Linked DNA regions of Homo sapiens: region 2 is linked to region 1. Evidence: chromatin loops called from intact Hi-C (ENCODE). Cell type or tissue: HCT116. All regions are shown on one strand. Each heading gives the region's core, and the rest is flanking DNA. Links, peaks and the distances in the headings are about the cores only.

Region 1 (4,396 bases), core at 218-4,217:
TCCTGTCTCGGCCTCCCAAGTAGCTGGGATTACAGGCACCCGCCATCATGCCCAACTAAGTTTTGTATTTTTTTTTTAGCAGAGACAGGGTTTCACTGTGTTGGCCAGGCTGGTCTTGAACTCCTGACCTCGGGTGATCCACCCGCCTTGGCCTCCCAGAGTGCTAGGATTACAGGCGTGAGCCACTGTGCCTGGCCAAAAGCTCACCTTTAATTCAGCTCTATCTAACTTGTTTCTCCGGTGCATTTGCTTTTCTCAAGGCATTGAGCTTTCTCCAGTGGCCGGAGCTGCTAATTAGTTATTGCAAGCTTCTTTCCTTAGGGGAGATAAAAAGGTTTTGATCAAATCAAAGTGCTTCTAATTCTGATTCATTTCCCTTGTTCTTGTTTCTTAAGTCCCCAGCTTAGAAGGGGGTTGGTTGATGCTTCCTTTTACTTCAAGCTGTTTCTTCTCTAATGTTAAATGGTAAATCCATACCTGATGTGTCTGTTATTGATAAAGTTCAGATGGCATTTCAAGTTTCTGCAGAAGCTTTCTCACTTTCTGTGTGAGCATTTTCTAAATGGAAAGATTCTTCCTTCCATAGGATGCTTTCAATTTGAGTTCTAAGAAATTTATTTATTAGATTTTTCTTTTTCTTTTTTTTTTTTTTTTTTTGGTTTACTATCTGTCTTCTAGTTTTTTTCCTCTAGGAGAAAGTGCTTACTTTAAAAGCACAGATAGGTTTCTCAAAAGGGTCTTTGCCTAATGGATAATGCGGTCTTCCTTTTATAATCCACTCTTTATATTGAATTTCAGATTTCCACCTTCTACATTATTTTCTATTGGCTGGTAGATATGTGATATTCAGAAAGGTTTCCATCAGACACTTAAACTAAATCTATCATTTAGGATTTGTGTTCTGTATTCATTAGAATTCCAATAATTTCCTTCTTTCTATTCAAGTCCTTCTCCCTTTCTTTCCAGCCTTCAATTTCTTGTAAAAGAAATTTTCAATGTTTTTAAAGATCAGAAAGTGTTTTCTTATGTTGTGAATTATTCTTCTGCCAGGCTCGTAAGCTGTTTTCACTCAAGTGACTTAGAATGGCCAGGCTTCATCTTACAGAAACCATATCTAACTTTGAAAATGACCCATATACACACTTCACCATGGAGAGAGGGGGCTCCCTTTTGGCTTATTTTCAACAAGGCCTCTTTTATCATTACACAAAGAGATAGACCTATTCAGATTAGTATTAACTGATGACAAACCCAGTGTATCTAACTCACTCAAAGAGCTGGCCTGTCTTGAAGGAAGCTCAAGGATTTCCTGGGTTTATGATCTAGTTAAACGTGTTAAGAATTTTACAATATTTTTCACTTTGTCAGATAGCCTTTTGATTACTTGCTTTGTCCATGTTAAATTATGTATTTTTTAAAGACTGTTAAGAAGGATTACTTACCATCATCTCCCCAGGAACCTAGAGGACCTGTGTATCCCCTGAGCCTTCAGACACCCCCATTGCTAAGGCAGAGCTGGGACTAAAGGCTTGTGGCCATCAGCAGACCTAGCGCAGTAGCCAAGGCCCTGCACGCCTGCCTTTGGTGGCCAGACACCAGCTTAGACACAAGACTACACTGGACCCTGGGGAATGTGGAGCTTGGAATGCAAACAAGCACCTGGCAACCAGGACAGGCTACCAGGGACTAGAGAACCAGGAGGCTTCATTGGGTAACAAAGTTCTTCCCAAGCATTCTCTTGCATTCCACCCGGGGAACAAGACAGCACCGGGTTTCACACTGGCAAGGCAGGAGGCTGTGTGCTGCCAGAACGACCAGCAGGGGGCGCAAAGGCCACGCCAGGCACCTGCTGGCCTCAGAGAAAACAGAAAGGGAACCAGGAAGCCCACTCCTGCTGTCCTTTCTCTGCAAGGAAATGTGCCAGGGCACTGCAGCCCAGACAGTCGGCAGTAGAGGACCCATGAAGGTCATTATCACTGCTTTTCCCTCCTCTTATTGAAGCTCTTCCCTCTGCAGCCCTGGAAGCCTGATCCTACCTACAGATGTCAGCGAAATCTCCCTCCCTCAGGGTCCCTGTCTAGTTTGTTTTTGACCCGGCCACAAATACTAGGACAGAAAAATAATGGACGGCACAAAGGTCTTTATTGTCTTTTGTTGGTCTGTTTTTATTTTTTTGAGGTGTTTTCCCATGATAACTAGTGTAATGGAAGCATAATGTATTTCACGTTGTAAACCAAAAAGTATCTGAGAAAAGACTCAATCAATTTAGAAGTTTATTCTGTCAAGGTTAAGGACATGCCTGTGACACAGCCTCAGGAGGTCGTGAGAGCACGTGCCCATGGTGGTCAGGCTACGGTTTGGCTTTGTACATTCCAGGGAGACCGAAGACATCAGCGGTCCAGAAAGGCAGGACAACTCAAAGTGGAAGCTTCCAGGTCATAGGCGGATTCAAAGATTGTCCAATTGGCAATTGGTTGAAAGAGGTTATCTAAAGACCAGATATCCAAAGAAGGGAAGGTCTGGGCTCAGATAAAGGGTTGTGGAGACCAAGATTCTTATCATGCAGATGAACCCTCCAGGTAGCAGGCTCAGAGAGGATAAATTGTAAATGTTTCTTATCAGACTTTAAAAGGTGTTAGACTCTTAAGTCAATTCTCTCCTGGATCAGGAAAAGTATTTTTAAAAATGTTTATAAGCTCAATTATTTTATTAATTTATTGTTAGTAACTTTGAGATCTGATTAAGAAATCTTTGCTAAACCCAAGATAGCAAGAGCTTTATCTTAGAAGCTTTATTCTTTTAATTTAAACACTTAGGTCTACAGTCTCTCTCAAAATCAAGTAATGGATCACTTCAGTTCCAAGTGTAACAATGAAAAATGAAAACCGTGAATTACCTCTTTCTCTATATTTTCACAGTATCTTTGTGCAAAGAAAGCAGCAAAGAGAATTAAGAGAATTGCATCATATAAAGAGTGAATTAAACCATCTAAAGGAGCAAAAATTCATCATCACATGGACAAGAAATTAAGACGTAACATCCATCTCACTATTTGCAAAGTGGCTTATTCCTACAGACAATGCAGATATGTAAAAAGGTTTTTCTATAGTTTCATCCTTTGTAGAACCTAAAGAGATAAGCCTACATTTTGAAATAAAATTTTTAAAAATCATGTAAAAAAATGACCTACTGTAGCAATGACATTTTGAAGACATCTCATAGAACATGAAGACCCCCCAGTATTATGAATTGATAACATGATTGCTTTCTTGGGCTGGAAGGATAATTTCCCTAATGGACATTAAAGCATTTGGATCATTATTTTCCATCTGGAAAGTGATAGTGTCCTGATTGTCTCAAGTAAGGGCACCCCATGAAACACAGGCCCAGGTCATGTCCTTCTCCAAATTTTCCTCCATTAAAAAAATCTAAAAAATAAACACAGCAAATATGACACCATAACTTATCTAAATTTTGCAAATTCATAAAGAGATCATTGATGCATACTAACGATGTGAATTTTAAAAATCTGATATGTAGTGCATGCACTTTGCAAACAAAAGTCAAAAAAAGGTGTACTTTTCTTCATGAATGCCATTTTTCATTTTCAAATTCCACTTTTTCTTCTTTTATTGCAACCACATTTATTACATGGCATACATGCATAGTGAGATCTGGAGATAAAATGCTGATATCTGCGGCTCAGACTTTCTATATTCTAGGGGGAACAAGTTTCCCCTAAATTACCTAAATTATCTTTACATATATAATTATGTAAATTTAGATTTTTTGTTTGTTTTTTAGAGACAGGGTCTTACTATGTCACCCAGGCTGGAGTACAGTGGCATGATCTCAGCTCACTGCAACCTCCATTTCCTGGGTTCAAGAGATCTTCATGCCTCAGCCTCTCAAGTAGCTGGGACTACATGTGTGTGCCACCACACCTGCTAATTTTTGTATTTTTATTTTTAGTAGAGATGTTATTTCACCATGCTAGCCAAGCTGGTCTCGAACTCCTGACTTCAAGTGATCTACCCACCTTGGCCTCCCAAAGTGCTGAGATTACAGACATAAGCCACCACGCCCAGTGATATATATATATTTAAATATTTTATTAATTAAAATATTAAATATTTTATATATTTAAATATATATTAAATATATATATTTTTTTGAGACAGAGTCTCACTCTGTCACTCAGGCAGGAGTGCAGTGGTACAATCTCGGCTCACTGCAACCTCCGCCTCCCAGGATCAAGCGATTCTCCTGCCTCAGCCTCCCGAGTAGCTGGGATTACAGGGGCCTGCCACCACACCAGGCTAATTTTTGTATTTTTAGAAGAGATGGGGTTTCATGATGTTGGCCAGGCTGGTCTCGAACTCCTGACCTCTTTTTT
Region 2 (4,396 bases), core at 146-4,145, 420 kb before region 1:
GTTCACAGTCACCCCCATGAAAACAGATGCAATCATTTCCTACATAGAACTGGGTTCCATTGCCATGTCTGGGATGGGGCCCACCTTTCCCAGTGTCCTGTCTGCAGGATCTCCAGACCCAACTCAGAACATTCCTTTCCATCTTCAAACAGTCTCTCTGATCCTTTTTAGAGGAAAGCATTCCAGAAGAGACTTCTGCATTTGAGGTTATCATTTCCTCACCTCTCATTATTCTTCACCCCACAGCAGCCTGGCTAGTCCGGCCAGTTGCTGATACAGTTATGATAAAGTCACCAGGGACCCATATGTTGCTCAGATAACTGAAGATACAATTGCTTTTTCAGCAGACCTCAATCTAGGTGACCGCTGCCTCCCTCATGGAAGCTCTGCTGCTACTCCTGTCTGTTCATTCACAGCCTTCTTTGTCCTTCTTTCTCCACTGGACAGCATAGAACTATTCTATAGCCCCAGAGCTTGACTAGAGGCCTTTCTTTTTGCACTCTCATTTAATACAGAGCTGAGGCCTGTGTCGTCCTTCTATCACCAAGAGCTGTGTGACTAGGCAAGTTGCTTCGCTAGGCTCCAGTTTCCTCGTTTGTTAAGCATTGATCACGATAGCACCAAACCCAAAGAATCATTGTGGAGAATAGATGAGTTCATAGCACTAAACACATCTATCAGTGTCTGGACTATGGTGACTGTCCAGTACTATCAGTCATTATCTCATCCTACTCCTTTGACAACGTAAATAAATTTAGGGAAGAGTGTTCTAAGCAGAGGGGGACAGAAAATGTCAGAGAAGCCCCTGAAGTTGAGGGTAGGGACTAGTGAAGTGTGTTTGAAGAAGGGAAAGAAAGTCGGCATGGCTGGAGAAGACACACAAGGGGAAGTGGTCGAAGCAGCCAGGTGGTCATGAACAGCCAGCACACACAGGGCCAGGTAGGAGAAGCGAGAGGTGAGGGCTTGGCATTTATTCTCAGTCCATTGGGATGTCATTTGTGGGTTTTTATTAGGGAAATGTTATGACCTTATTTAAGTTTTAAAATCACCACTTTGGATGCCTTGTGGCTTATGTTATAGGAGCCAGATTGGACACAGGGGGCGTGTTTGGAAGCTGTCCAGACTGATCCAGGCTACAGGAGGAGTGCAGGCAGAGAGAGGGAGACAGAGCCAGGGTGCAGTTCCACAATCCAGAAAAGGGACTGTGTACTGCACAAGCATTTACAGAAAGTGACAGGCCCAGTCTCAGGCACTGCAGGGCGGGGAGTGCGGCCTCCTGAAGCCAAGCAGGGACACAGGCTTGGAGGCCATCCTGTGCTGGATGCGGGGTTCAGGCATTTAAGGTGCTTGGAAGGCCGGGGCTGAATGGACTGTTTCATGTTTTGATAGCAATGCCTTGCCCACTTTGATTTTAGTGTGTGTGTGTGTATGTGTGTGTGTGTGTGTGTGTGAAATGCTACAAATGAACACCCAGAGGGGCAAAGCCAAGTGAGAGAACTGTCATTAAGAATCCAGCAAAACACTGATGTTCATTGTGCAAATTGACACATTCATTTGGAAGTCACTTTGCAGTCCCCATAGAAATGTTAAGTGTTCAGGCACTCAGAACCAGCACTTTCACCCTGAGGGACTCAGGCGAAATGATCACAGTGTGATCTCAAACTTGATGAAATACATGTGCACAGGAGGCAGGGCTAATTGGTTTGGAGGGCACTGAATTCTAGTGAACCTTAGCTTAATCCCCCGCAGCACTATGCTGTACCTGAATTGGCACCTCCTTATGTCGTGGAGGCTCAGTTTTCTTATCTGTAAAATGGGAACACTAATATGAATCATTCATAGGATTGCCGCACGAGTTCAATGAGGTTTTGCAAGACAACACTTTAGCAGGCCTGCAGTAGAATCCACCCATGTAGGCAGGGGCTGTGATGGGCCCCGTGGAATGCACAGTGCCTGGCCCAGGGCTCTGGACACAAGTGTGTAGACGGCTGCGGCTGCACCCTGCATCCCCCGCCTCCCAAGGTGACGCAGTCACTGTGAGAGCAAAACCAGCCACTTCCCTTAGAAGCCCTGAGCCTCCTTTATGGTCACCTCTCAGGTGTGCATAAAGCACACCTGAGTTTCTGGAACCTCTGCCTCTTCCTTGCTGGTGGAATACCTCCTCGCAGAGGCCTGGGCTCTGCATCCTGAGAGATCACTGGAGGGGCTGGATGAGAAGAACCAAAAGTGCAGAAAAATGCAGTCCCAATGGAGGGACTCTGTTCAAAAGAAAATGAGAGATGGGCACACAAACACTCCTCCTTAAGCCAGGGTTAAGCCAGGGTTTCCCTGGGCGGTGCCACACCCCACAGAAATCCTGCGTGCCAAGTGCATGCATGGCCCGCTGAGCAGGCTGCTGCCTCTCTGTGCTTGCCCTGCAGGGGGAGCTGGTGTGTAACACAGCGCTCTGCCTCATGGCTCATCTTCCTTTGCCTCATTTGCATTTGTCCTCATCTTTGCTATCCTACGCATGCAGCTCAGGGATCAAGCAGCAGCTTTGTGGATCCTCACCTGGGCTCTTCCTGGAGAACCCTGTGTTGGGTGCACAGTATCAGGAGATGGTAGGATTGCATAGGCACTTGTGGAATGATGGAGTGGAATCTCAGGTGTGACTATGAGAGGCATCAGTGATAAGGTGAGTGTGAGATGGGGGTGGGGAGTGGGAGAGGGGGAAGAGACCGCCTAGCCATGATCACAGCACAAATACCCTGAGGCTGGAATGGATGGAGATCAGCACAGGTGTGAGCCAAGCTTGATGCTGGAAAACAAAACGAGGGAAGGAAGGCAAACCCAGTGATGGGATCCTTGAAACACGAGGCTTAGGTCCTCCAGGTACTAGAACGAAGAGAATCAGAGTTCAGGAAGACAGACAGAGGCTTCATGTAGATGAATACACTGGGAATGGTGGAGTCGAGAAAACAGAAGAGGAGCTCTTGAGGGAGTGCCGAGGAGTGAGGGGTGGAGAGGGCCCTGAGTGTGGCCATCGGAACATAGTTTTCCGTAGACGCCCCAACACTGTTCCCGAGCACTGTCTCCCCATGAACCCTCCCACAGAGGTTTGCCTCGTCCCCCCAGTTACTAGCTGTTGACTAGACACATCTCTAGGATGGGTGTGGCTCTCTTCTGGAGACCCTGGGGGATCCAGAGAAATAAGGGCTGGGGTCCCAACCCCCAGTTTCCCAGGATACTCAAGGGAAAGGAGACTACTTACCGGCATGATGTCTTTTGGGGCTGCCTCAAAGCATCCTGTACTGATGCACTGAGGGGGGCCACAGAATTGTCTAGCCTCTGGGAGTCTGAGGTTTTCCCCAGAAGACATGGTTGGATGAGGGAGGTTTGGTGGGAGGTGACAGCTTCAGATAGCCTGGGCCTTCTTCAGCTTTCCTAGTGTCCTGTTTGCAGGATCTCCAGACCCAACTCAGAACATTCTGCGTACAGAAACCTCAGCTTAGAGAGGGTAAGGCATGTGAGAACCAGAGCAGCTACACTGGACAACCCATTAATGAGCTGCCTCATTGCGGCAGCCACATACACACCAGATCAGCCACACTGGACAACCCATTAATGAGCAGCCACATTGGAGCAGCCCCATACACATCAGAGCAGCCACACTGGACAACTCATTAATAACATGTGTGTGTATAACGTGTGTGTGTGTGTGTGCACATGGGAAGAGAGTATATATATACACACACACACATACTGTCATTAATGGGTTGTGTGTATGTGTGTGTATATATATGTGTGTGTGTGTACACACATACATATCTATCTATATCTGTATACAGATATAGCATAAGTTCTGGTCTGAGTCTGAGGCCTGGGCATGTGGAGTACCAACATCTCAGAGTAGAAGGTGGATGTCCCAACTCAAACAGAAAGAACAAGCCTGCCCTTCCTCCACCCTTTTGTTCTATTTGGACCCTTAGTGAATTGGAGGATGCCTGCACACATTGATGAGGGTCATCTTTATGCAACCCACTGATTCAAATAATATTTTCTTCTAGAAACACACTCACAGACATATGCAGGAATAGTATTTTACTGGCTATCTGGGCATTCCTTAGCCCAGTCAAGTTGACACATGGAAGCAGCTAGCATGGTGAGAGCACGTTGGGTGCTGGCATTTACTTTCCATTGCAGTACAGTGTGACACTCAAGCTGTCTCCTGTTTACTGATACTGATTGGTCAGGGGGGTTCAGTAATAGCCAAATTGATCCAGTGATTGAAAAGTCATCATCTGCTATTAATGGTTTAACAAACCCTAATGACCTATGGATATATATATATATATATATATATATATATATATATATCTTTATATATATATCTTTATATATATATATCTTTATATAT

The links. A loop is a pair of places that touch in the nucleus more often than their neighbours do. Peaks named below come from ENCODE experiments on the same cell type or tissue, not always from the same donor. Only the 100,000 strongest peaks of a DNase experiment are listed, where the experiment ranks them.
Region 2: it touches region 1 in a loop (3-fold over the local background); 1 of 110 quality-filtered maps calls a loop at or near these places.

The regions. Positions count from the first base shown.
Region 1 is chr12:126,872,027-126,876,422 of GRCh38, reverse strand. LINC02372 (long intergenic non-protein coding RNA 2372) reads left to right here and starts at 1,733. Exons shown (of 3, transcript NR_033970.1): 1 at 1,733-1,966; 2 at 2,919-3,097. It overlaps LOC105370061 (a long non-coding RNA gene), which reads right to left and starts at 1,619. Exons shown (of 3, transcript XR_945511.3): 1 at 1,443-1,619. In HCT116, for the core only: a CTCF peak has its summit at 1,816 (motif pointing right); a DNase peak (open chromatin) is centred at 1,832.
Region 2 is chr12:127,291,736-127,296,131 of GRCh38, reverse strand. The region is part of intron 1 of LOC124903050 (a long non-coding RNA gene); the gene reads left to right. Among named protein-coding and RNA genes, the nearest start is that of LINC02376, 9.7 kb to the right of the region's middle. In HCT116, for the core only: a CTCF peak has its summit at 2,427 (motif pointing right); a DNase peak (open chromatin) is centred at 2,421.